3 separate regions of the Mus musculus genome follow, and regions 1 and 3 are each linked to region 2. The links are chromatin loops, found by intact Hi-C in ENCODE. Cell type or tissue: left cerebral cortex. All regions are shown on one strand.

Region 1 (8,000 bases), 180 kb after region 2:
ACTGAGCAATTACAACATATGCAATGAGGTAAAAAAAATAAATAAAAGATAATGTAAAAATCTAGCAAGGACTGACTGCTCTTCCAAAGGTCCTGAGTTCAAATCCCAACAACCACATGGTGGCTCAAAAACACCCATAATGAGATCTGACGCCCTCTTCTGGTGTGTCTGAAGTCAGCTACAGTGACTTATCTATTCTAATTTAATTCAGTTTCTTCAGAACGATGTAATTTATTGCAACGCTACTATTGATTTATGTATTATTTATGTCTGTGAGTGTATGCAACATGTGTGTGATGGCCCCGCAGAGGGTACCAGGCACACATGACACATATACATACATATAAAATAAAACCTCAGATAAACTACTCCTTGAGTGAGCAACGAACACTGCTAAGGAACCACTTGGCAGGGAACCAAAGGCCAAAAATTCCCTAGAGCACAAGAACAAAAGGAAATGGACCCAGGGCTGGGCCTCCACTACCCATAACAAGCACCCCACAGACCACTTCCCTGTCACACTGACTGTTTACAAACCAGAATTACTGCACGAGCAGAGAATTCTTCATAAAAGTACAGAAACACTCAGGGAGTACTAGCCTCTTGCTTCTGTTTTGTTGTTTGTGATAAATCCCTGGCTGGCCTCAAATTCTCAACCTTCCAAATACTAAGACTACGAGCATTACAAACATGAGGTACAGTGACTGGCAAAAAACTCAAAAAACAAACAACAACAACAAAAAACAAACAACAACAACAAAAAACAAAAACAAAACAGAAAACAACAACCACCACCTTAATATTCCTTAAAGAATGGAAAACATTAAATAAGCTAAAAAAATACACAACAGCTGCGGTGCAGAATTGCTCCTAAATACATGGATCCCCACTGGTGCTCTTAACTGAAGAATTATGTAACTTAACCAAACTATAAAGTTGCTTTTTTGTAGTAGCCATGCTTGACTCCACACAAATTTAAATTATTACTTCCTAATTAAATGTGAAAAGTGGTGAATAAGTAGACTACAACTACACTGAAGTGAATGATAACTTAAATTCAAAATATGTATTTTCTTCCATTTATAGTCCCAAGTCCAATACTAAAAGAAAGTATTCGTACCTAGAGAGGATTTCTTCTTTGGGAGTTTTAAAAGATTTTTTTAACAACGCAAATATTACAAAAAATAACTTTTCTAAATATCTCTCAAATACTCTTTTTCGACTATGTATCCTTTTTGAAAACCAAATACTATCTTTTCAACTATGTATCTTTCTTGAAAATCAATCTAGCCCGACAGACAGTGGTGGCCCACGCCTTTGATTCCAGCACTTGGGAGGCAGAGGCAGGCAGAGGATTTCTGAGTTCGATGCCAGCCTGGTCTACAAAGTGAGTTCCAGAACAGCCAGGACTATACAGAGAAATTCTGTCTCGAAAAACCAAGGGGGGAAAAATCAATCTATCTAGAATTACAGTAATAAGAATGTAAAAGTTCTCTACCCTGTGGGCTTTAAGTATAAAACCAAAAAGCCCCACACACAGAAAGACCCCCTTTCCTGAAAATAAAAAGTCATGACACTTTAAAAAGTGTTAAAGAAAACTGCACTAGCTTGATAATGTGTTTAAAATAGTCTGAATTATTTTGCAACTTGCTCTTAGTGCAATCACCACAACCTAGAAAGGAAGTCACTCTCCCTCCTTTTATAGAGGGCACTAAAGCTCAGCTTCAGGTTGGCTGGTTGCTGTCTCAGGGCTGGAATGTAAACCCCTCCCTACTAAGTGCTGTTCTAGACCACGCTGCCTCACTCAGAGCTCTACAACACCAGCCTCCCATCCATCTCCAGAATCAAGAAGTTCCGAGTGCAGGAGTGCACTGGCAAGAGTGGTCTTACCTAGCTGGAGGAGGAAGAGCATTTGTTTCCTTTCTACACCTGGACCCCAGGAGAAAACCTCTGCACAGGAAATCATACACTTCACTTTGCTAATCACCTGCTAACTAAAATAGTTACCTGACTGTAAAAAGCCTCTTCCAACAGTGTTTTATATCACAACTGATGCTTGTATTCCTTGCTGCAGTCAAGCAAACCAAGCATTTCACTAGAGGACATGGCTATTCCTGCTCCCACCTCCATCTGGAGATGCAGTGCTACATCTGTTTCCCTTAGACCACCTAGGAGGCCGACCTGACTCAAATGCTAATGAAGACTACTTTTAATAAGTGAGAAAACCTCAGGGAAGACCCACCAACACTTCACCATGAGATATATTCTAGCAATGGCCTAAGAAAACAAATGCAGTGTATATTACTAATGAATTTTAGATAGGACTTCTAGCCAACAGAATTAGCTCATACTTATATTTCATACTTTGGAGACAGAGGAAGGATCCCCCAGTTTGAGGCAAGCTTGAATTACAATGTGAAACCGTCTCAGAAACAACAAAACACTACTCCCTTTTATTGTCATCCCTTACATACATATTTTAGCATCTAATACAACAGAATTCTAATATCCAAACTTCTAGGTAGCTGCTCTCTATGCACTCTGACTGACACAAATGCGTCCAGATTTTCTTGGAGAAGTAAAATTTAGACTAAAACCCACTATAAAATTTTCTTTCTCAAGCTCCAGCACAACTCATACGTTATCTGTACTGCAAACTGAGTAGAAATAATAGGTCAGTCAAGAACAATACAACCAATCTGCACATTTACAGAAAAGGGGACAATTTCACAAGGTTTTCCCCCCTACTAAATTTACTAATTTTAGTAGGTAAAGAAAGGACTTGTGGCCACTTAATTTTGATGCGTTCAAGTATGGCTTATGAGTTTAAGTGACACTAAGACACAGGATCTTTTATTCAAATGTTAATACTATTTGTCAGGTCAAACAACCAAGCTTCAAGCATTAAGAACAACCAAAAGAGCAACCACACAATACCAACCACTGTAGACTACCAAGATAACCAATGTGGTTTGTTTCTCATAACTCTGCATCGATAGTTAAGGGAAAACCTTCTAAAAGCGAATACCCATGAATAGTGTCAGTGCCTATAAATCATTCAAACACAGGAATAAAGCTAGTTCCTAAAGCCACAGGGGGTTTTTGTTCCTAAGTCTTTATGGCTTATCTTATTAATAACAGGAAGAGAACTGTGTTTAACATTTGGTGTTTGCAGCTATTTTCACATATGAGAACTCTACAAAGAATTACACACATCCTAAGATACATTAATGAGTACTCCCACTACTGTTCCTTGGGCCTATTTGTGGAGCTATATATACAAGCATAATGGTTTATTGCAGCTGGGAAGAAAGTAAGATTTATGTCAAGTCTCCTAAAAGGAGGCCCAATACTCAAGTTTTTATATAATGTACAGAATCATCCAAACCCCATTTTAAAAGCTATGAACTGTCACTTCTAAGAGTAAAACCACATTTGTTTATTCCTGTTTCTCTGATGTGGACTAATAAGCACCAACTCACACTGTCCATGGTTAAGACATTGTGTGCTGAACTTCACCCTCAGGGCACAGAATATAAAGCTGTCATTCAAGTTTTATCCATAAATGTCATTAGTTTAAAAAAATTAAAGAAACCCAGAAACCCACTTTATAGTTATTAGGTACAATTCTAAAGCTAGGTACGGTATTCTGAACCAGTATACCTTAACAAAAAATTGAGTTCGGATATGCTTCCCTTGGTCATAAACACTAATAAAGACAAATATGATTCCTAAGCAATGAGAAGCTGCAGAGCTGCAGCCAAAGTTACTTCCAGGGCAAGTTAAAATGCAGCCCCATGAATTTCTCCTTTATCAGGTCTAAGTCGCCACCAGCCTTGGGCCCACGTGCTTCTCCACCTCCACTACCAGCCCTTCAGCCAGGCTGGGGCCCGGGCGGGGCCAGGGCTGAACGGCACTGGTCACGTGGGCTGCGCGGCCGCCATCTTGCCGGGCGGAGGAGGGGCAACCCCGACTTGCGGCTGTCTGCGGGCCGCGACCACGCGCGACCCCAGCGTCCTCCGGAGGACCCCGCGCCTCCAAGAGCGGCCGGCATGCGCTCCAGCCCCCTCCCTGCAGAATCCCGCCCGCGCCCTAACTTCTGTGCGCTTAGGTCACCGAGGGCCGAGCAACAGCTGGGCTGGACCGCGGGAATCCGCACTTTAAAAAGCCCACCTGCACCAGCAGCCTCAAGAATGACAGCCTGTGAGCAACAAGATTCGCTCAAACATCAAGTCCAAAACAGCGTCAGCTGGTGGACTTGGGGACCCACAATACCCCCCCCACACACACACACACACACCTCCAATAGGTGAGATCTAAGTTGTTTCATCAGAAAGAAATGGTTTGTTCATCAACCCTAAACAACTACGGGAGATAAACAACTACCTGGGAAATACGCGCTAAGCAATAGCCCCAGTGTCTAGCGCGCTGTCTTAGCATGTTAATCCCTGTAGCATTTATTCCCTACTCCCACTTCCTGAGAAGTGATGATGTGCTGAAATTAGTGGCAGGATGCCCAATCCCCTTTGTCCACTCCTCCCAGCACTCACTGGTGGCCAGAAAAGGCCATGCACTGCAGTCACAATAAAAATCTCATTACTCTGATTAGCACGTATCTACCCTCTCCGTCTGCTTTACAGTACCACATTCAAAGCAACATTAAGGGAAAGGAGATCCTCACAGTTAAAACTCTGCAATTAGTGCTGTACCTGTGTTAGTATACTATGAATGGAATGATGTAAACTGTTCTGTTGTGGGACACTTTCATCAGACCAAATTCAAGGTTATCTTATATTGTCATAAGAAAACATGTCCCCAACCTGCTCTCTTCTCTAAATTTAACAGCTCTGTGGTGTTGCTTTTCAGGTAGATTTAGTGAGTAGGCTGAAGGGTGAATTAAGCTTTTATTATCATTTACACAAACGTGTGTGCTGGTAGTAGAGACACTAGAAGATGGTATGATTTTACACTCATCAAGAAAACGCAAGGTATTAGTCTTATTACATCTGGATTTTGTTAAGATTTATAAGATAAAACATGAAATTGTGATTTCACAAATGCCTCACGGGGAAAAAAAAAGAAAGAAGTACTCAGCCTACATTATCTCTAAGGCAGGCCCTTTGAGACCTATCCTAAATGCCCAGGGTTCTTTGGTAATGAGTCTATACAATCATTAGTGAAACATAATGCTCAATTTTAGTTCTACCATATTGAATGACTGCTGATACATGTTAACTTTCAAGCGCGGAGGGAGGGAACACCTCCCCCCCTTAAAGTGGAAAAGCATGGCGTCCAAATCAGATCTGATCCACAAAAATAAGGTCTTAATCTACAGTTTTTACTGCAGTTGAAACATATCCCCATTAAATCGCCATTCTTAAGTGGTTTATTGGGCCTAATTAAATTACTTTCAAGACTGTAAAAATTCTTTAAAGTTTTCGATAAGTGGATTCCTATGTACTAAATGTGTTTTAATAACTCTTTCAGACAACGTTAATGCCTAAAGACCTAAGAGATCACCAGACCCCAAATCTGAAGTAGAAATCAAGCCCCTTAGGAAAGCTTGTTTGGTAGTCTGTTAAAGGTTTAGCCAGGCCATCCCAAGTCTTTACCTAGATGACCGATTTTTGTACTTAGGTCAGCCAATTCATAGGTCTCCACAGAATACCCACCGGAACACACACACACACTCCCAGTGAATACAAAGTTCTCCGACTAAAAGCCAAAAGACCTATTCAAAACCTTAATTAGCACACACTAAGTATAAAAAGTTCCTTATGCCACAGTAACCTGGCAGTGCCAAGGGGTAAGGCGGTTTTTAAACAGGCTGAGACTAGGAAACAGCCCACCCAGGGCTAAACGGACGGTGGTTGACAGCCCCAAGCGCTTGGCTTTTCCCCTTGCACCTAGCACCCAAATACTCGAGCCCAAAATGTCCCACGAGCCTCCTAATTCTGAGGTCTAGGGTCAGGGAGCTCCAGTCTTCCGTGATAACTCGTGCACATCAGAAGAGAATTCTAGAGCATTCTGTTATGGCGGGTGGCTCAATGTGCATGTGGGTGACTGGAAATGAGCCACCCAAGAAAATGACGATGACTACCCATGGCTGAGAGCCGCGGAGTGGTTATTCCGAGACACCTGCATGAGGCTGGGGTCAGAGCTGGATTCTGAGGCCCGCCGAGGCGGAGGCCGGAGCTGCGACTGCACTTCTTCGCACCTTACCTGGGCCCTGGAGCCCGCAAAGTTGCTGGGCTCCACCTCCGCGTCCTCCGGCTCCACCCGGAGTGCGCTGCGGAGCCTCTCCAGGTGCTCCCTCAGGGTGACCCGCTGGTGGAAGGAGAAAGCCGGGTGCAGCGAAGCCATGGTGAACAGCAGCAGCAGTTCCTCTTGGGCCCTGAAGCCGAGCCCGCCTCCAGTCCCGAGCTTGGCGCAGCCACTGCCTTCCGGGCCGGGGCCGTCCTTCTCCGCGTCCTGCTCGCCATCGCCACTCGGCTCGTCCTCCACGCTGCCCCGCGAGCCCTCGGCTCGAGTCGCGCGCAGGCTTCTGAGCACCGCGTCCACCTGGGGCAGGAGGCGGTGCAGGCGGCCAGCGGCCTCTCTGTTCTCCGAGCCCAGCAGCGCTAGGTATACGATGAGGCGCGAGCGCACGGCGGGCTCTCGGAAATCGGCCAGCGACCCTGGGTCCGAGAGGCCGTTGGCCTTCGCCTCCGAGTCGCGCAGGTAGTGGTAGTCCTTGCGCGCCAAGTCCTCCAGGCACGAGCCGAGAAAGCGCAGCTCCAGCGGGTTGCACAGGTCCAGCAGCCCGCACATGAACTCAAGGCGCTGCGCCGAGCCCAGCACCAGCCCGAACCACTCATACACCCGCTCCTGTTCGCGCAGCGCCGCCGCGTGCCCGCCGCCGCCCGGCATGCCCGCGCCCGCCGTCGGCCCGCTAGCAACAGGCGGCTCGAGCCCCCGGGGCGGCGACGGCGGCGGCGGGGGTCCCCGCGGCAGGCCCGTGGGCGGCGGCGGCGGGCGGCAGTCGCGGCGGCGGCGCAGCGGAGCCTTTGCGCCCGGCCGCGCGTCCGCCTCGGGCTCCTCCGCGTCGGGCGGCGGCTCGCTGGGGTGCGTCGACTTCGGTGGCAGCTTCATCCTCAGCATCCTCAGCTAAGGCGGTGCGGACATGCGAGCGAGGGAGCGGGGGCGGCGGGAGGAGCCGAGCGCCCGGGCGGCGGCACGGCCGTCAAGAACGTTGCCCCTCCATGCCGCCGGGGCGGGCCGGGGGCGGGTCTCGCCGACCGGGGACGGGGGGCGGTGGCCGGCCGGCAGCTTCGTCCCGGCGGGAGGCGGGGCGTGACCGCGACGGCTCCTCCCCTGGGCTCTGTGCCCGCTGGGGAGTCCGGTGCGGGAGGAGCAAGTCGACGAGCGCGTCCTCCTTCCGCCTTTCCGCGTCCGCACGGGGCTGGCGGTGACGGCCTGAGCCGTTCCCTCTCGAGCCGGCGCTGGCAGAGCGGCTTGGCGAGGAGGAGGAGGAGCAGCGGGGCTGGGCGGAGACGCTGGCGGGCTCCGCGCACCGCACTCCAGCCAATCAACGTTTAGATCTGGCGTGACGCGAGCTTCTCGTTTGCCCCCCCCTCCCCGCCGGGAGCCGCCCTCTCTGAGAAGCCACGCCCACCTCCTGCTATGCTGCAAGGCTCTGGCACATCCCGCGCGGTCCTAATGCTTGATGGGTTCCAGCAGACTGAGGACGTGGGTTTGGGACTTTCGGACCACGGCGAGGTGAGCTTGGCCCGGAGCGGCAGAAGTGGGCGAGGTTCGCGTGGGAGGAGGGACATCGACTTAGTTTTTCTTGAGAGATCTGACCGTGCCGTGGCTGCAGACCATCTTCGCGTCAGCCACCGCCCTGGATCACGCCAAGTGGGTTCCCAGCCCCTGCCGCCTCGTGAACTCCGCCAAAGTCAGCCACGGGAGATTACCATATTCTAAAACTTCACCTGGACCGTTGGTGTGAACGCTGGGAC
Region 2 (8,000 bases):
AAGAATACACTACATTTAAATTATCAGAGCAAATCAATACAAAATTTTCCAGTGTCTTCTTAAAGGAAATCATTTAAAACATACATGAATTATCCTCTCGCTAACAAAAGCACTATCAAAACACAACAGCTTCCTTTTGGCTGTCCTATATTCCACTGGAGGACAAAAGCAATTTCTAGGAATCTTGTCAGCCTTGGGTAAGCCTTTGCCATATGTCCTCACAACGTTCAAGCTATGTGAGACCACCTTTCAGCGGCACCCTTCTGTTAGTAACACACATCCTTGCAAAAACTGAAATAGCATCTAGTGATGTTAAGTTTTGTTCTATGACAAATATCAGTACAGAGATGCTCAGTATATTATATTAAATTAGGCTTAAAGTAAGTCCAACTTTGCTCATATACCAAAATAGACAACCCCACATCTTTCCAACAGTCAGACACCTTCCTTCTACAACACAAGCACACAGGCTTCAGATTCAAGAATAGGCTGGATAATGTGTGTAGGGCATCCTCATTTTATTAGTTGCTTTTATGAGCATATACACAGACGCCTGCATCTATTTATGCTGTGCTCATAGAAACAAAGCAGTAAATTCAGGAGGTAACAATTACTACTTGTTCATGAACAAACAAAAAGGTTAAAATCACAACATATTTAAGATTTAGCCATAAATCAGATCATTTTTCAATTTAGATGAAAGAAAACAAACTGCTTAAAGCCCACTCAGAATAATTTCAGCACTTCTGAAGACGACCAAAATCTCAGAACTGTGACATCCCAACCTTCCAACAGATATTTATCCTGATCAGCATCCAGTCATGAGCAAAGCAGAGAAAAGCTTCCTCCATCCATTAAAGCATACTCTAATATTACCCATCACATAGTCCTTGTGTTATTCCCATTTCCCTCTATGTGATTAAGAAAGACTGTCATTCTCATCTGAAAATAGTTCCCTTTCCAAGTGTGGTACTATTTGATGCCTCTGAAAAAAAAAAAAAAAGTATTTCACCAGTCACATGAGCCATTGAAGAAAAAGATACAGTTGTTGCTGCTACACTTTTCTATACCAAAAGAAAAAACAAAAAAACAAAAAACATTAAAGAACATATCATCCATTAAGATATTAGTTCCAGGAAAATGCTATTGTATTACAATTTGGTTTTCTTTATAAGGCAAATATTAATCAAAATATCCACTTAAGTTCAAAAAAGCTTCAATAAAACAGTTTATGTTTATGTCCAGGGATGAGGCCTTGCATTATCAACGTAAGTGTTAAAGACTCATTCATTCAAACCAAACTGCAACTAGGGCACATGTTGAACTAAAATGAAAAAACACTAATGTGGAAGAACCAACCACTATGGGAGTCACGAGGTTGTTAGTATATACACCTAAATGTAACACCAAAAGTTTTATTGCTCTTAAGCTAGCTAGCTAAGTTCTGACCACTAAAAACTCTTTCAACCAGAAAATGCAATAACTTACCAAGCTCAAAAACAATAACCAATAGCCCTGTAACTCCACAAATTAGTTCCAGCCAAGAGGAGAAACTGACTGGTCACACCCGTATAGGCACTTGAACAGATACTAAAAATGCTAGAGAGGAGTTCAGGTCATATCAGAAGCAGTAATCACCGACATTATTAAGTCTAGTCTATTTCAAGTATCTGACAATAAAAGCTATAACTCAGAAACAGGCCAATTCATTTTTTTTTTAAGATTCAAACTTGGAAACTGAAATAAAGCAATGAAAGAGGGCAGAAGGTAAGCAGCACCCAAAACAAGGAACATACCCACTTCTCAGGTGTCAATGAGGACTCAGCGAGCAAATACGCACGCGTGGCAGACAGTGGAACAAACAAGAGCATCAGTTGACAAGAACAAAGTTCCCAAGAGGCCCACGCTGCACTTTACTGTCTACGAATGGTAAACTGTGGACAGTTGAATAGAGGAAGGCATCATGGAGCATTTTTTCGTTGGTCATTGTCCTCTGTCTATATTAAAGTGTCAAGGAGTTACCTGGAATCCCAAAACGCCTGCAACCCAACGAACCAGAGCAGAGGCCTGGAGGAAACCACCTTTAAAGTTAGGGACTGGTACCCCTCTAGGGTGTTACCTGTTTCCTGTATTTCCAGGTGACTTTGTCACCTTGTCCACCTGGCTTTCCAACCTCAGGCCTGGACACTCTAAACCTTGCAGATTTCAAGAATGCTCAATTTAGTACTTGCACAGGCGGCATGTGAACAAGCTAGAAAAAGAGTGTCAGACAGACTCACCAGGCCCCTGGAATCATTTATCGATCCCTGCCAAGGTTCGAAGCCATGCATAAACATGCAGGCAACTTCCTTACCTGCATAGAATCGAATGAGACAGCCAATCTCTGAGTCCATGCCTTCCTCCTGCACCCTCCACAGCTCCCCAAATCCCAGTTGGAAGAGGTAGTCATTTTGGATCTGCAATGGCTTCTCGTCCGCCTCCAGGCGCCGGGTAGTCTCTCCATGGAGCTGTACATACAGGGAGGGCGGAGATGTCTTTTGCACGGTCTCCCGTATCCTCCCCGAAGTCGACAGAGGAACGTCCGGAGCTGCGGCTGCCATCGCCTTATCGTCTCCGGGACCCTCGCCCGCTATCACGCCAGTGCTGTCTACGCCCGTCGGGGCTTTCGGCTGCAGTAAAGCCGAGGTCTTCGGGGAAGGCGGCCGAGGCTGCGCGGGGCGGCCGGGGCGGTGGGGCATGGCCGGATCAGCCTCTAACTCCTCCGACGACGACGAGGAGCCGCCGCCGCCGCTGCTGTAGGGGTCCAGCCGGTCTGACACGCTCTCGGCGCTGGGGCTCAGGCTGAAGCTCTCGGTGTCAGAGGCCGGGCGCGGGGCGCGGGGAGGGGACCCGGGGCCGCCCGCGAACAGCTCTCCGGGGCTGGAGTCCGAAGGCGCGGGGCTGATGCGGGGTGCACAGCGCGTCCAGGCGCCCCCGGGCAGCGGCAGATCGGCGGGAGGCGCGCGCGCAGGGCCCCGGACAGCACCAACAGTGCCGCTCGAGGGCGGTGGCTCCACGTCCCTTCCGTGCTCTCCGTCCAGGGTCTGATCGCTGGCGGCAGGGGCGGCGGCGGGAGGCGGCCCGTAGCCCAGCACCTTCACCACCCCGCCGCCTTTGTGGCCCAGCTGCAGAAGCCGGGCCGCCACCTCGGCGGCCGTGGTGTCCAGCGTGCAGAGCACTGGGCGCAGGTAGGACGAGGCCATGTGGCGGTCAAAGACGTGCACACAGCCCCGCTGGAGCTGGTGCCTCACCCAGTCCCTGTCCGACGGCTGCAGCTGAAGCAGCTGCCGGTGCTTCAGGAGCAGCGTCTTCCTGTCCAGGCTCCGGGTGCACAGCGACGCCGAGGCCGAGCAGGACGCCGGGAGGCCGCCAGCGGCCGAAGACGCCGAGGACGGCGACGAGGACGACGAGGCGGCGGCGGCGGCCGACAGATTCCTCTTCAGCCGCCCTCTCTTCAGCAGCAGCGAGTTGGCGCCGCCGCCGGCCGCGGGCACCGGAGCGGCCCCACCGGCCGCGGGCTGGGGAGCTCCCCGCCGCCGCCTGCGCCCGGTGCCTCCGGCGCGGCCGGGCAGCGGCCCCGGCGGCGCCTCGCAGGGGGCCTCCTCTCGCGCCGCGCCGCCGTTCCCGCCGCTCGGGGCCGCCGCGCTCAGCGCGGGATCCGGACACCGGCCGCCCTCGGCCGCCGCCGCCGCCAGGGCTTGGTCCTCACCCGTGGGGTCCGCGAGTCGCTGTGCCGGGGCTGCAGCGGCGGGCTCCATCGTAGCGGGGCTTCACGTCGCTCCCCCAGCTCCGGAGGCAGCGGAGGAGGAGGAGGTGAGGCGAAGGTGGGAGACGGCGGCGGCGGCGGCGCGAAGAGAACGGAGACGCCGATGGCGTTCGGCGCGGCCGCTCCAGAGGATTATGTGGCGATCCGGAGCATTCCGTCGGTGTCTCGGTGTTCCATCCCGCGCGCCGCCCGCCCGTTTCGCCGCCACCGCCCCCCCACACACACCCTCCCCGCGGGTCGCGGGCTCCCCAGCGCCAGGCCCCGCCCGCTGCTGGACAGCCTCAGCTCCCGGGAGCTGCGGCCCGAGCTCGCCTCATGAATATTAATGAAGCGCGGGAAGGCGGGCGGTGGCGGGGCGGAGTTGATCATGAATATGCATCGTTAGCATGACGACATTTCTGCGGAGAGCGGGAGGCTGGGGGCGGGGCCTCAGGGTAAACAAACGTGACGCGTGCGTACGGGGGTGGGGCGGAGCTGTTTCCCAGGAGGTTTGTCCTCGCCATAGAGGAGAGGTGGCGAGAGGGGCTCGCGTTGCACAGTGGGGGTTGTAGTTCATCTTCGTGTCGAGGATACCCAGAAGAGACCAACAGCGAACTACAAGGCCCAGATATCATCAAATTCTGCCCACCCTCTCCTCCAGCTTCTGGCCCTTGTTGGTGGGTATTGTGCCCTCTGCCGTTGAACTCTGTGTCCTGTGAACGTTTTTCATTAACTTGATCCTCTCCTGCTTGCCAGATGAGTTTTATTTTCCTGGCTAATTGAAATTGAGAGTTTTTAGGAACTCTAAACTCTAGGTAAGGCCTTTGTATGAGACAAAAATACATACACAGTTCACAGGATCGCTGGCCCCGTCTTCCTGACTTTTTCCGCACTTTTTTCAAGGCCCATGAAAGCTAGCAGTGTTTGCACTCAAATTAAACCCATTTACTCCCTCCCCTATTAGGACAGAAATAGCTAAGGACCTGCTTGGAGCCTTGTATCCCGTTGGTTTTAAGCTTAAAAGAAGCTTAACGACACAAAGCAGTGGACGAAGGAAGAAATATTAAAATGGAGTCATAGTGGGATAGGAGATAGACTTGCTTTCTCTTGGTTCTTTCTGGATTTTTCTTTCCGCACTCGGGGCCGGGTAGAAAGGGTGAATGAGACAAGGTTTCCCAGTCTAGTCTGTTCTCCATACTTCCGTCCACAAACTGCTCACCACCTACGCTCTACCTATGTTGTATGGGTGTTTACTGTTACATTGTATGATCTATAAACATTTTTTTATTGGTTGAACCAAGCTGGTTTAGGGCAATTAACTATTTGAAATAATTTGATAAACGTTGGTCATTGAGTTGCCACTCTCATGATGGCATTGCAGATGTAGACACTAATTAAAAGTCTTTTTCCGGAGTTAGAGGGCTCAGCAGCTAAGAGCGTGGGCTGCTCTTCAAGAAGACCCATATAATAGCTCACCCTGAAGACAGTGCTCCAATGTAATGCATAGACATATTCCAGGCAAATCATTCCTATACATAATGATAATAATTTTTTTAAATTAAGTTCTTCCTGACACTCGATAGACTAAAACAGGAAGAACTTTATGAGCTCAAAACTAGCCTCTTTTACAGAGCAAGCTCCAGGCCAGCCAAAGTTACATAGTAACTCAAAGAATAATAGTAATAATAATAATGAAGATATCCTGTACCTTACCTTTGGGTTCCAGAAGACTAATATTTATTATGGGAATATTATACACACATGCATATACATTTATTTATAGTTATAAGTCTCAGTGGTGATGCCTTTATCCTGCCATTCAGAAGGCAGAGAACAGCAGATCTCTGAATTTGATGCCAGCCTGGTCTACATGATGACATCCTGTCTCAAAACAAAAGAAGTTATGATAATAGTTGTCAAACACTGTTAGGGCGGTGGACAGACACTTGATTAGATCCAATTGGACTGAATTTAGAATCACCATGGAAACACGGGGTATGTGTGTGAGGGTGAGGTGCCCTGAGCACTGACAAAGTGTGCCCAGCTGTCTGGAACTCCTGCCACGCTGCCCTCCCTGCCCTGACGTTCTCTGCCCTCAAACTGTGAGCCAAATACGTCTTTCTTTATTTGGGTATTTAGTAACCTTTTGTTAGGTGTTTGTTACAGCAATGGGAAAAGTAACTATCTCCAAATAAAGAAAAAAGTAGATCTTCTCCACACAGAAGAACAAGTGTTGGAGCTGGAGAAATGTCTCAGCAGCTAAGAGCAAGAGGACCCAGCTTCAAGTCCCTGCACCACATGGTATTTCACAACTGTCTAACTCCAGTTCCAGGGAATCCCATTCTTTAGCCTAGCTTCTGTGAACACTGTGTGTATGTGGTGCACAGATACATGTACAGACAAAACTCCTGTACATATAAATAAATTTTCAGGAAAATATTTTAAAGCAGGTATTAAAATGCAATTATGCCAGATTTCACACATGGAATCTGTAATATAAAAGACAACCTATCGCGTACTTCTCAGGAATCCCACTGGCAGGGATAGCAGAATGGCAAGAAAGACCCACAGTGTGATCCCGAACCTTCAGGAAGTGACTAAACAAGAATGTGAAAGGAAAGAAAGAAAACGAGAATTTCTGAAGGAGTAGACTGTCTTTGTAATACCAGATAAAACAGAGCTCTGCAGTTGAAATAGCAAATTGGTGAAAAAGCAATGAAATCTAAGCATTCATTGTGGGGGGGGGGGAGTTGTTGAGTCATAGGATATCATGTAGACCCTATGCAGCAACCCACACTCTACAATTGCTGTGAATGAGAGAAGAGTTTTGATTTGAAAATAAAACTAAAACTGTTTTCCAGGCAGCTTCAAAATAGTTGGGGGCAGGGAATGCTTCGGTTCTAATGTCCTAAGCCATGCCACAGCACATCACACAGTGCCCTACCCTTTGAAGCATTCCAGACATGCTGTCCACCGTGTGCTTCTGCCTGGCCACACCTTCTGATCACTTTGTTGTGGTATTGGAGCTTGAACCCAGGTCACCCTGCAGGCTAGGCAACCACAAAAGATGACATCTTTCTCCCTCTCTCCCTCCCACTTGCCTCCCGTGTGTGTGTGTGTGTATGTGTGTGTGTGTGTGTGTGTCTGTGTGTGTGTGTCTGTGTGTGTGTCTGTGTGTGTGTCTGTGTGTGTGTCTGTGTGTGTGTGTGTGTGTGTGTGTGTGTGTGTGTGTACATCTGTGCCCTGGACATATGTAAGTCAGTGGACAAACCTGGGTTCCAGGAGTTGAACTCTGGTTTTCAGACTTGTTGGCAAGCACCTTTTCCTGCTGAACCATCTCACCAGCCTCTTAGAATCACATCTGAAAATGCTAAAGGATAATCCTGAAAAGAAACATCATAAACCCTGATGTCAGCTTGCTAAACTATTTTCACAGCTAAATTTAGAATAAAATCTATTACTTTCTGCTGCATGATTTATAACTGACTTGCTGTGTTCTGCTTCTAGGCTAATCCGGGTATATCCTAAGATCTAAGATAAAAGAAACCATCTTTGACATTGTTTTGTAACATAAGCAGTTGGAATTTTAATGGAAGCATGAATTGATAGCTGGGATAGTTTCGATCTGAACTGTCAAGGGCTCAGCTGTGTCCAGAAATAAACTCAGAGAGACACAATATACCATGTAATACATTTCATTTGTACACTATGAACAAGGGATCTAATTACAGCTTCACATTTGTATGTCCCTTGAGCTACTCGTGGTTTACCATCCTAAATTGCTCAATGTTTACTCATTCTAGTTTACTATGAGGGACCCATTTCACAAATTACTGCTCTAGTGCACTAAATGGGCCCCAGGTGGCCAAACTGAATTAATATGTTCTCTGTTCAGTGGCAGGATGAGACCGTCTGGGCTCTCTGAAGTCATACCCTCCCTCATAAACTTCCAGTGTGAATTCTGTTAAGATCTGACATTGCCACTGTCTTGCCTCATAGTCCATTTTATAGATACGGCTCGATAGCTTTTCAAATTTTAGTGAATCTTTTTAACCCCATAATTATCTCTATCTTTGGGGGAACAGGGGAATGAGAAAGAGAGTTTGAGATTCCTAACGAATGTCCCTCCTATGTCATACCAAAGCATTTTCTGGTTTGTCTATGACTATACTAGAAAAGTATTCTCTAGATAATGATGCCTCAGAGCCTTCAGTTT
Region 3 (8,000 bases), 100 kb after region 2:
CTAAGACTTTGCTTTGTAGTACATGTGGCAGGGGGTGGGGAGGTAAGGGCCTATATATGTGGAGGCCAGAGGTTGATGCCAGATGCCTTTCTTGAGAATTCTCCATCTTTTACACGGGGCAGAGTCTCTCGCTTGAAGTCAGAGCTTGCAGATTAAACTTCTGTAGCTAAGCAGCTTTCTCCAGGGCTCCCCTCCTCCTAAGTGCCTGAACTGTAAGCAGGTCACCTGTAGAAGTAACTTCAATTCCTCTTATGTAATTGTCATATCTGAGACTTACTGCTAACTCAGCTCACCCTTTCTGGTTCTTTCTGAACTCTAGCTGGCTAGTCCAACTTAGCTGTTCTGGCTCAAACTGCTCTCCAAGGTTCAATCTGGCTTCTCTCAGCTTCTCGCTGAATTGCTCTGCTTGGTCTCAAACTAACTCTGGCAATTTGTTATAAGCTTCTGGCTACTCCTTATTCTTCGACTTATATTGTCTCTGCTGCCCTGCACACAGCTGCATGGAACAAACTCAACTCCACTGACTCCCACCTGTTAACTGACAGAACTAAACTCACCTGAAGTGCACTCATTGAACCGCCCTCTAGTTAGATGTCACTTTCAAACACGGTTGCTTCCTTCTACAAAACAAAAACAAAACCAACCTTACCTACATTGTTTGGCATTAAAAGTTTGTACTAACGGTGTGTTGTATTCCAGCCAGGAGGATTAAAGCTATGTGACACACCTGCATTCCAGCTGGATCACACAGACCTAAGAAGATCTCTGGATATGATCCCTAGCCAGAGAAGCCATGTTGCTGGATTAAAATTCCTCTAGAGTCACTCAATATCCATCCAACATGTACATAGGTTCTGGGTATCTGCTCTGTAGTGGCTCCATTGGATCCACCCTGGGACTTGATGCCTGTGTCTTGTGTCCTGGCTCTGTCAGTTCCTTCTTTACACCCAGGGTGGAGGCCGATTCTCTCTGCTGCTATTCATATCTATATTTGTTCAGGGGCTTCCTTCCTGACCCCCCTTTCACGTCAAGATCATCCCCTTTCGGTGCCTTTGGCTTGGATGTCTAACTCCAAGCATAACTCAAAATCCAAACCACAGTAAGATAAAGCCAAACACAGGTTTATTCCTCACTTTTCGTTATCGGGGACTTGGTCCTCAGAGGACAAAGGCTCAGACAAAAGCGAATGCTCCTCAAGTCGTCCACAGGGGATTAAATGACAGAAGCGAAATTGGGCTTTCCGTTTCTTTGAAGCAAGTAAACACTATGTTACTATTTTATCTATTTTCCTCTTTGTTGGTTGTGTTTTAAGGACAAAAGAGCAATGAAGGAAGCTACAGTTTGAACAGTTGTTTTAATTGGTACCTTCAGCTGAATCAGAGAATCTCTCATTGTTACTTCTTGGTAAACATAAGGATTAATTATTAAATATACCCTGAAAAGAAAGAGTGGGTTAGGATAAGGTGTAATTATCAGATCATCTTCACTGGGCATATTGGCTCACGCACTCAGGCAGATCTCTGTGAGTTCGAGGACAGCCTGGTCTACATAGTGAGTTCTAGGACAGCCAGAGCTACATAGTGAGACCTTGTCTCGAATCCCTACTTGCCCACCCCAAAGAATTAGGTAAGCTTTGAACAACAACAACAACAACAACAAAATAACCACAAAAGCAATCAACATGGGGAAAGTTGGGATACTACTAGGACTTCGTATTTTAGGGCTCGTTAAGCTATGGGAGATTATAATTAGTAGCTATAAGGAGGAGGCATAAAGATGAAAGAAAAGACAGGAAGCAGAAGAGTGTGTGAGGCGGCAGAAAGGATGGAAACCATGCCTCATGGAAGACAGGGTGGGACACAGAAGAAACAGGCTAACGAACACCTAAGCGTCATGAGACACACATGCAGGCGTAGACACTGAACACTAGAAGGTAAGAGATAAAGAGAGAATTCCTGCCAACTGAGTTAAAAGGAGATGTTCTCAGCTCCAGCTCCAGCAGGCTCCCTGCAGTGGTGTGTGGCAGATAGGGGAACGGGACTCTGTGTCTCTGCGGTCTCTGTGTTCATGGAGTCTATGGGACTTTGGGGGCCAGCCTGCTTCTCAGATGTCCTGTCCTCTGTGCTTCCCTCTCTGCTACTTAACGTTTACCTGAAAAACTCTGCTGCTGGTATTATCCCCCCCATCTCCCACCCACTCAGAAAAATTCCTTGTACTTTCTTTGTTTGTTTGTTGATTGGTTAGTTTGGTTTTTTGCTTTTGTTTTTTTGTTTTGTTTTGTTTTTGTTTGTTTTTTGACACATGGCTTTGCTATGTAGCCCTGGTTATATGAGAATTCTCTATGTACACCAAGCTAGTCCCCAAATGGCAATGATCCTTCAGAGTGTTTCCTAAGCCGACGTGTGTCACCATGTCCAGTTGGGTTTTTTTTTTTCTTTTTTTAGATTTTATTTATTTATTTACTTATTTCTTTAATGTATGAGTGCTCTATCAGCATGCACACCTGCATGCCAGAAGAAGGCATCAGATCCTATTACAGATGGTTGTGAGCTACCACATGGTTGCTGGGAATTGAAGTCAGGACCTCTGGAGGAGCAGACTGAACCATCTCTCCGTTGGTTTTTGAGATAGGGTCTCGCTCACTCAGTAGTCATCCTGCATTAAATTTCTCACTCAGGTGATACACAAACCGTATTTGCAGGAAAACAAAGGGAGAATAAAAATTCGTTCTCTTGGATCAGGAGGGGGATAAAGTCTGGACTGTAAGACAAAAAAAAAAAAAAAATTAAAGAATAAGTTTAAAAAAAAATCTTTCACCAGCAATTGGTCACCTATATTGTGACAATACATACCTGGTAGTCAGGAGCTCTGGTTTAGCCATTGAAAATTAAAGGAAAATTTGCTAAAATAATTGTTTAAAAGCTCTAGCTCACAGTCAGTATGCTTACACCACAGATAGTGAGGTCTCACCCTGGAAAGACCTAACTCAGAAGCTCTGGGAGAGGCCTGGGAACCTGGGCTTTTAATTGGTACCCAGGTGGCAGTGATGCGGCAGCTGCAGTGACTCCACATACCCCACCCTCCCACCGAGCACTCACAGAATGCTCAGCTAATTAATGTATGCTCAGGGCGGCGCTTCCCAGCAGCGGGCGGGAGAACCTGCTCACCGACCGTCAGCTGGGGAAGCTCTCAGAGGCGTTTGCATTTCTACTACCGTAGAAATCTGCAGTACCACACTGCAGTGTTTAATAAAGTCTATGAACCCCCTGACTATGCTCTTAACTCTTTAAAGGTGGGCCAGTAGTTCCCAAAGACAGCGACCTGCTGACTAACAACAGCAGCATCACATGAGACACTGTTTAAAATGCTACTCCTGTTTTAACAGGCTCCCCTTCCAAAGGATTCTGCTGAGTGCCAAAGTTTGGGAACCCTTGACAGAGGCTAAGCTCAGAAAGGTGCCAACTGTTCCCCTCCATCTGTCTCCTCCTCGCCTTGCTGTGTTTTGTTCTTTCCCTGGAGAACATATTTGTTTATTCTCTGTATTATCTAAACACTGGGTCGAGGCCTTAACATACCAGGTGGAGAAGAGTCTAGAGAAACCTTTTTTCCCTGTCTGTCTGTCTGTGCCTCCCCCCTCCCCCCCAAGCTTACAGGTAGCTGTGATTTGCCTGATGTAGGTGCTAGGAACCAAATTGGGTACCTACTGTAAGAGCAATACCCACTCAACCACCAAACTATTTCCCCCACCCTCACCCCGATTCTGCTTTCAAAAGAACTTACTTGATGAATTGTGTTTTAAAGTGTTTTTTAAAAGAAAACTTACCAGTTTAAAATTTTTAGCAGATCGCTGTAACTATCATCCTCACAAGCCTCCCATACTGAAACTGTGCATGAAACAATTGCGCCCCCTTCAGTTCACGGTGATTAGTGCATCCATTGTCATGCCCCTATTGTAGGAGTCTTCAGAAACTGTACCAGTTGCTTCTCCTGTGCTCATATGACGTTTACTATTTTAGGTACATCATGTCTGTGGGGTCATATAGCTCTTTTGTGACTGGCTTCTTTCACTCAGAATGTTTTCTACTATAAGTAAGGCGGGCCCATTCTTTCAGCTTGGAGCCTCTCCTGGGGTCCCAGAGCCAACTTTCTCTTTGCTCAGGTCAAACATCTGATACCTGCCTGGTTCTGGTCCTAATACCTTGCTTTTATCCCACGCTGATGACTAGCTGTAGGGTCAGCCCTGCAGTTTGAACCCCAGTGGATTTTTAGCTGGGAACAATGGCTTGGTGTTAACTCTGAGCAAACCCCCAGGCTGCGCCACTCTGCTATGCCAGGCTTGGAGCTGCTGTCCTGTGGATCTGCAGCTTTGTGTTCTTTGCACAGAGACAAATAATCAATGCCAGGCAGCAGCAGCGGCAGCAAGCTTCAGAATTCAGCTCTCCCAGGCTTACACAACTCTGGCTTGGGAGCCAGTGTGACAGAGACAGGGGACGCAGAGGATGGCACTTCCAGGATTCACACTAACAGTTCCAGGGTTCCACAGGTAAGGCTGATAAGGGATGCTTACTTTGCAAAGGATACTTCCTCATGGATGCCGAATTTTATTTTCAAATTATTTAGTGGTGGTGAGAGGACCCCATGGGGACAGTGAGATGGCTCAGGGGGTTAAGTCCTTTGATCCCAAGTTGCGGACCTCGGTTCCATCCGCAGGACCTTACTCCCACAAGTTGTCTTCTGATCACTACAAGTGACCACCAACACACAGATAAGTAACTGAATATAATTTAAAATGATTCCTAATGGGTTAGTGAAAACTGGTTCTTACCAAATGAAAGAAACCCACTGTTCTGTAAAGAATATACGGCCTTCACTAGGCACAGCCACCCATCAAGAGGGTTTGCTTTGGTGGCAAAAACTTGATTTGATTTTGAGCTGTGGCTGGGGCTGGAGGTGGCTCGTAGCTCAAGGACAGTTGTGCATTTCATTCAGCAACCTGGCTTCCGCAGCGGCAGGAGGAAGTGCAGAGACGAGGGAGAAAATGAGTAGCTCTGGGGTCTTTGATAAAGTCGGTGGAATGTGAAGAATTTAGACTCTGCTTTATTTTAGTATCTGCTGCAGCTCTTTCCCTGACACCTGTAGGGTTTGCTATGTGCATATGCCAGGTTGGTTCCCAATTCTTAAAATGTGTTTTATTCTTATCTTCACATTGACTGTCTGATGAGCTTCAAGCCACACTGGATGCTCTTTCTATGACTGACACTTGTAACTGACATCTGCTATAGCCATACCAACTTCAGTTTGTGTATGAGTGAAAGAGAGGGGATTGGTGACCTTTAAGCTCCACCCTTCACTGCTGGCAGGAAGAGGAAGTGCTCAGAAGGGTTAATTTGACAGGCATCGTTTGATGGGCATATTATTACATCTAGTTTCTATATTGTCACATGAAACACATTTTTTAAAATTTATTTTTGGAATCCATTTCCACACACACAGCTTGGAAGAGCCAAAAGTGATGAGTGCTATCTAGGGTGTGTGCTTTACAGCCAGGCAACTTTTGGTAGCAACAAGCAAGCAGAAATGATTTTGTAATTACAGGATGGTGTAGGCAGCAGGAAGATTGTGTGCTGTGGAACGATGAACAAGATGTAGCCGTTTCTCCTAACAATCGTGCATCTGTTATGCTTGAGACCAATGTGCTATAACAATAGTGACCACACTTTGGCGATACACAGCTTCCAAAGAATGGGTGCACTTTATGGAGACAACTGGGCCACATGTTTGCAATTTTAGCAGATGTCAGAAATGGACACGCCACCCTTGGCACAGGGGACAGAGTAAGACAAGCTCCTTAAGGAGGTGTGTGTCGTTGGTTATGTGACATCCCAGGGGGAAGGCTTATGAGGTCACACCTCAATACACCCAAGATAGGTGACATTCAGCACTGTTTGCTCTTTAAAATGGCGAACTTTATGTCAACTTCATACAGGCTAGACTAGTCATCTGAGAGGAAGGAACTCCAACTGAGAAAATGCCTCCATGAGATTGGACTTCTAGAGCGTTTTCTTAATGAGTGATTGACATTTGAGGGCCCAGCCCAGTGTGGCTGGGACCACCCCTGAGATGCTGGTCCTGGGTTCTGGAAGAAAGCAGGCTGAGCAAACCACAGGGAACAAGCCAGTGAGCAGCACCCTCTGCATCCGCTCCTGTCTCCAGGACCCTGCCCTACTTGAGTTTCTGCCCTGATTCCCTTTAGCAATAGACTAGGGATAGTAAAGGGGAAGTCAAATAAACCCTTTCCTCTCCAGAAGCCAAACGAGCCCTTTTGATCATGGTGTTTCTTCTCAGCAATAGTTACCCTAAGACAGAGGGTAACACACTCACCACATACCATTCACACTCTTCTTTACAGTAATTACCTATGAAGCTGGAGACAAAAGAAAGTATGTATCGGGCTGAAAGAAAGTGGCTACTTACATGTTCATAGCCATACTAAAAGTAGGTTTGTCTCTTAGACATGTGTATAGGGTATGATGCACAGGTAGAAGTCAGAGGACAACTAGCAGGGGCTAGTTTTCATCTTCCATCATGTAGGCTCAAACTCAGGTTGCCCTTACCCACTGAACCACAGTGCTAGCCCAGAAGCACAGATTTAAATACAAATGTAAAACAGTTCTTTAAGGACTGGGGCTAGTTTAGAGGTAAAATACATACTTAGCACGCATGGGCTCAAACTCCAGTGTACACACACACACACACACCACATACCATACACACTCTTCTTTACAGTAATTACCTATGAAACTGGAGACAAAAGAAAGTATGTATCGGGCTGAAAGAAAGTGGCTACTTACATGTTCATAGCCATACTAAAAATAGGTTTGTCTCTTAGAAAAGGAATCCTTTGAGCAAGCAGTTTTACATTGGGAGACTAAATCTCAAAACAAAGAGGCAGACAACCTCGTTCCCCAGGTCTGTGTCTGTTTCCAGGTGTCCCAAGGGTTTCTCTCAATGTTGGTGTGGAGGAAGAAGAGAACTTGGGGTTCCACTGCTGAAAGAAAAGTACAAGGGTCTGACTCTCCCACAGAGCCCTCCTGGTGTTTTCAAGGTTAGAACTGGGCTTCCTGGCTGGGCGAGGACCCTGAAAGGTAGCCTGGTCCTCGGTTGAGCTAAAGGCTTTGAAGCCCTAGAGACCCTGAGGGGACAGTAGGAGCTTTGCCAGCTCCCAGCACCAGGCCCTTGTCATGTAGACACAATTTCCCATAGATTTGTGGCCATCAGCCACGTAAGGGCAATGCCTCAAGCCCTTCCACACACATATAGATGAGGCATCCCTAACACCTCAGACCAAGATGTAACCACAGGTCATGTAGGCTCAAGACAGAGGTCTCTATGCTAACGAGGTACCTAGAGGCCTGGAGGGTGTAGCCAATAAACTTCTATTCTGAGACATTCCTGCCTGCAAAAGATTATTTAATCTCAGGCCCACTTTGAGAAGTGGGGGTAAGGTTTTACACATATGCTTTCCACCATGGCAATAAATGGTTTGGAACCACAGACTGTCTCTTTTCATTGAGATCAGCTGTGGGGAGCCATAGAGAAGGCCTGCACCTATAGAGCTGCCATCTAGACTCCTGCAGAAGGCCTCTCTGTGCTCCCAGCCATGATCGCCACCAAGCCTGCCGCTGTCTGTCAAGCCAAGGATGCTCCCCATGAAACTAGCCAGAGCTCTCCCTTTTTCCTCCCCGGCCCCAGGCTAGATCCACCCCACAGGCTCCCACTCCATTCTCAGCTCTTTTGCAGCTCCCAGGGGGGCCTGGATGTCCAAGAGCCTGAGAACCAGATGGCCCCTGCCTCGTCACAGGCTGCTGGACCCTGGAACCAGCTCCGGGTGTCCTGCACCTCAGATTGTGCTTCACCACCTCCGAGTGGTGTCCTGGGGCTTCCCTATGGCCCAGTCATGCCCTGTGGCAGAGTGGATGCAGGACCCACAATCCTACAGT

Evidence for each region. A loop is a pair of places that touch in the nucleus more often than their neighbours do. Peaks named below come from ENCODE experiments on the same cell type or tissue, not always from the same donor. Only the 100,000 strongest peaks of a DNase experiment are listed, where the experiment ranks them.
Region 1: a loop joins it to region 2, with 3 times the contacts of the local background. A loop is called at or near these places in 8 of 42 quality-filtered maps.
Region 3: it touches region 2 in a loop (6-fold over the local background); 16 of 42 quality-filtered maps call a loop at or near these places.

What each region holds. Positions count from the first base shown.
Region 1 is chr1:105,989,930-105,997,929 of GRCm38, reverse strand. Zcchc2 (zinc finger, CCHC domain containing 2) reads right to left here and starts at 7,524. Exons shown (of 14, transcript NM_001122676.1): 1 at 6,223-7,524. The coding sequence starts at 7,140. It overlaps Gm7160 (predicted gene 7160), which reads left to right and starts at 7,648. Exons shown (of 3, transcript NR_151625.1): 1 at 7,648-7,758. In left cerebral cortex, CTCF peaks have their summits at 4,556 and 6,364; DNase peaks (open chromatin) are centred at 6,179, 6,493, 6,795, 7,520 and 3 more places; H3K4me3 peaks cover 4,617 bases; H3K27ac peaks cover 2,952 bases.
Region 2 is chr1:106,167,801-106,175,800 of GRCm38, reverse strand. Phlpp1 (PH domain and leucine rich repeat protein phosphatase 1) reads right to left here and starts at 3,932. Exons shown (of 17, transcript NM_133821.3): 1 at 2,354-3,932. The coding sequence starts at 3,797. Gm20753 (predicted gene, 20753) reads left to right here and starts at 4,277. Exons shown (of 3, transcript NR_040630.1): 1 at 4,277-4,461. In left cerebral cortex, a CTCF peak has its summit at 4,481 (motif pointing left); DNase peaks (open chromatin) are centred at 1,898, 2,443, 3,282, 4,256 and 1 more place; H3K4me3 peaks cover 4,674 bases; H3K27ac peaks cover 4,186 bases.
Region 3 is chr1:106,067,351-106,075,350 of GRCm38, reverse strand. It overlaps the pseudogene Gm26509. Among named protein-coding and RNA genes, the nearest start is that of Zcchc2, 81 kb to the right of the region's middle. In left cerebral cortex, a CTCF peak has its summit at 3,917 (motif pointing left); DNase peaks (open chromatin) are centred at 3,106, 3,909 and 5,642.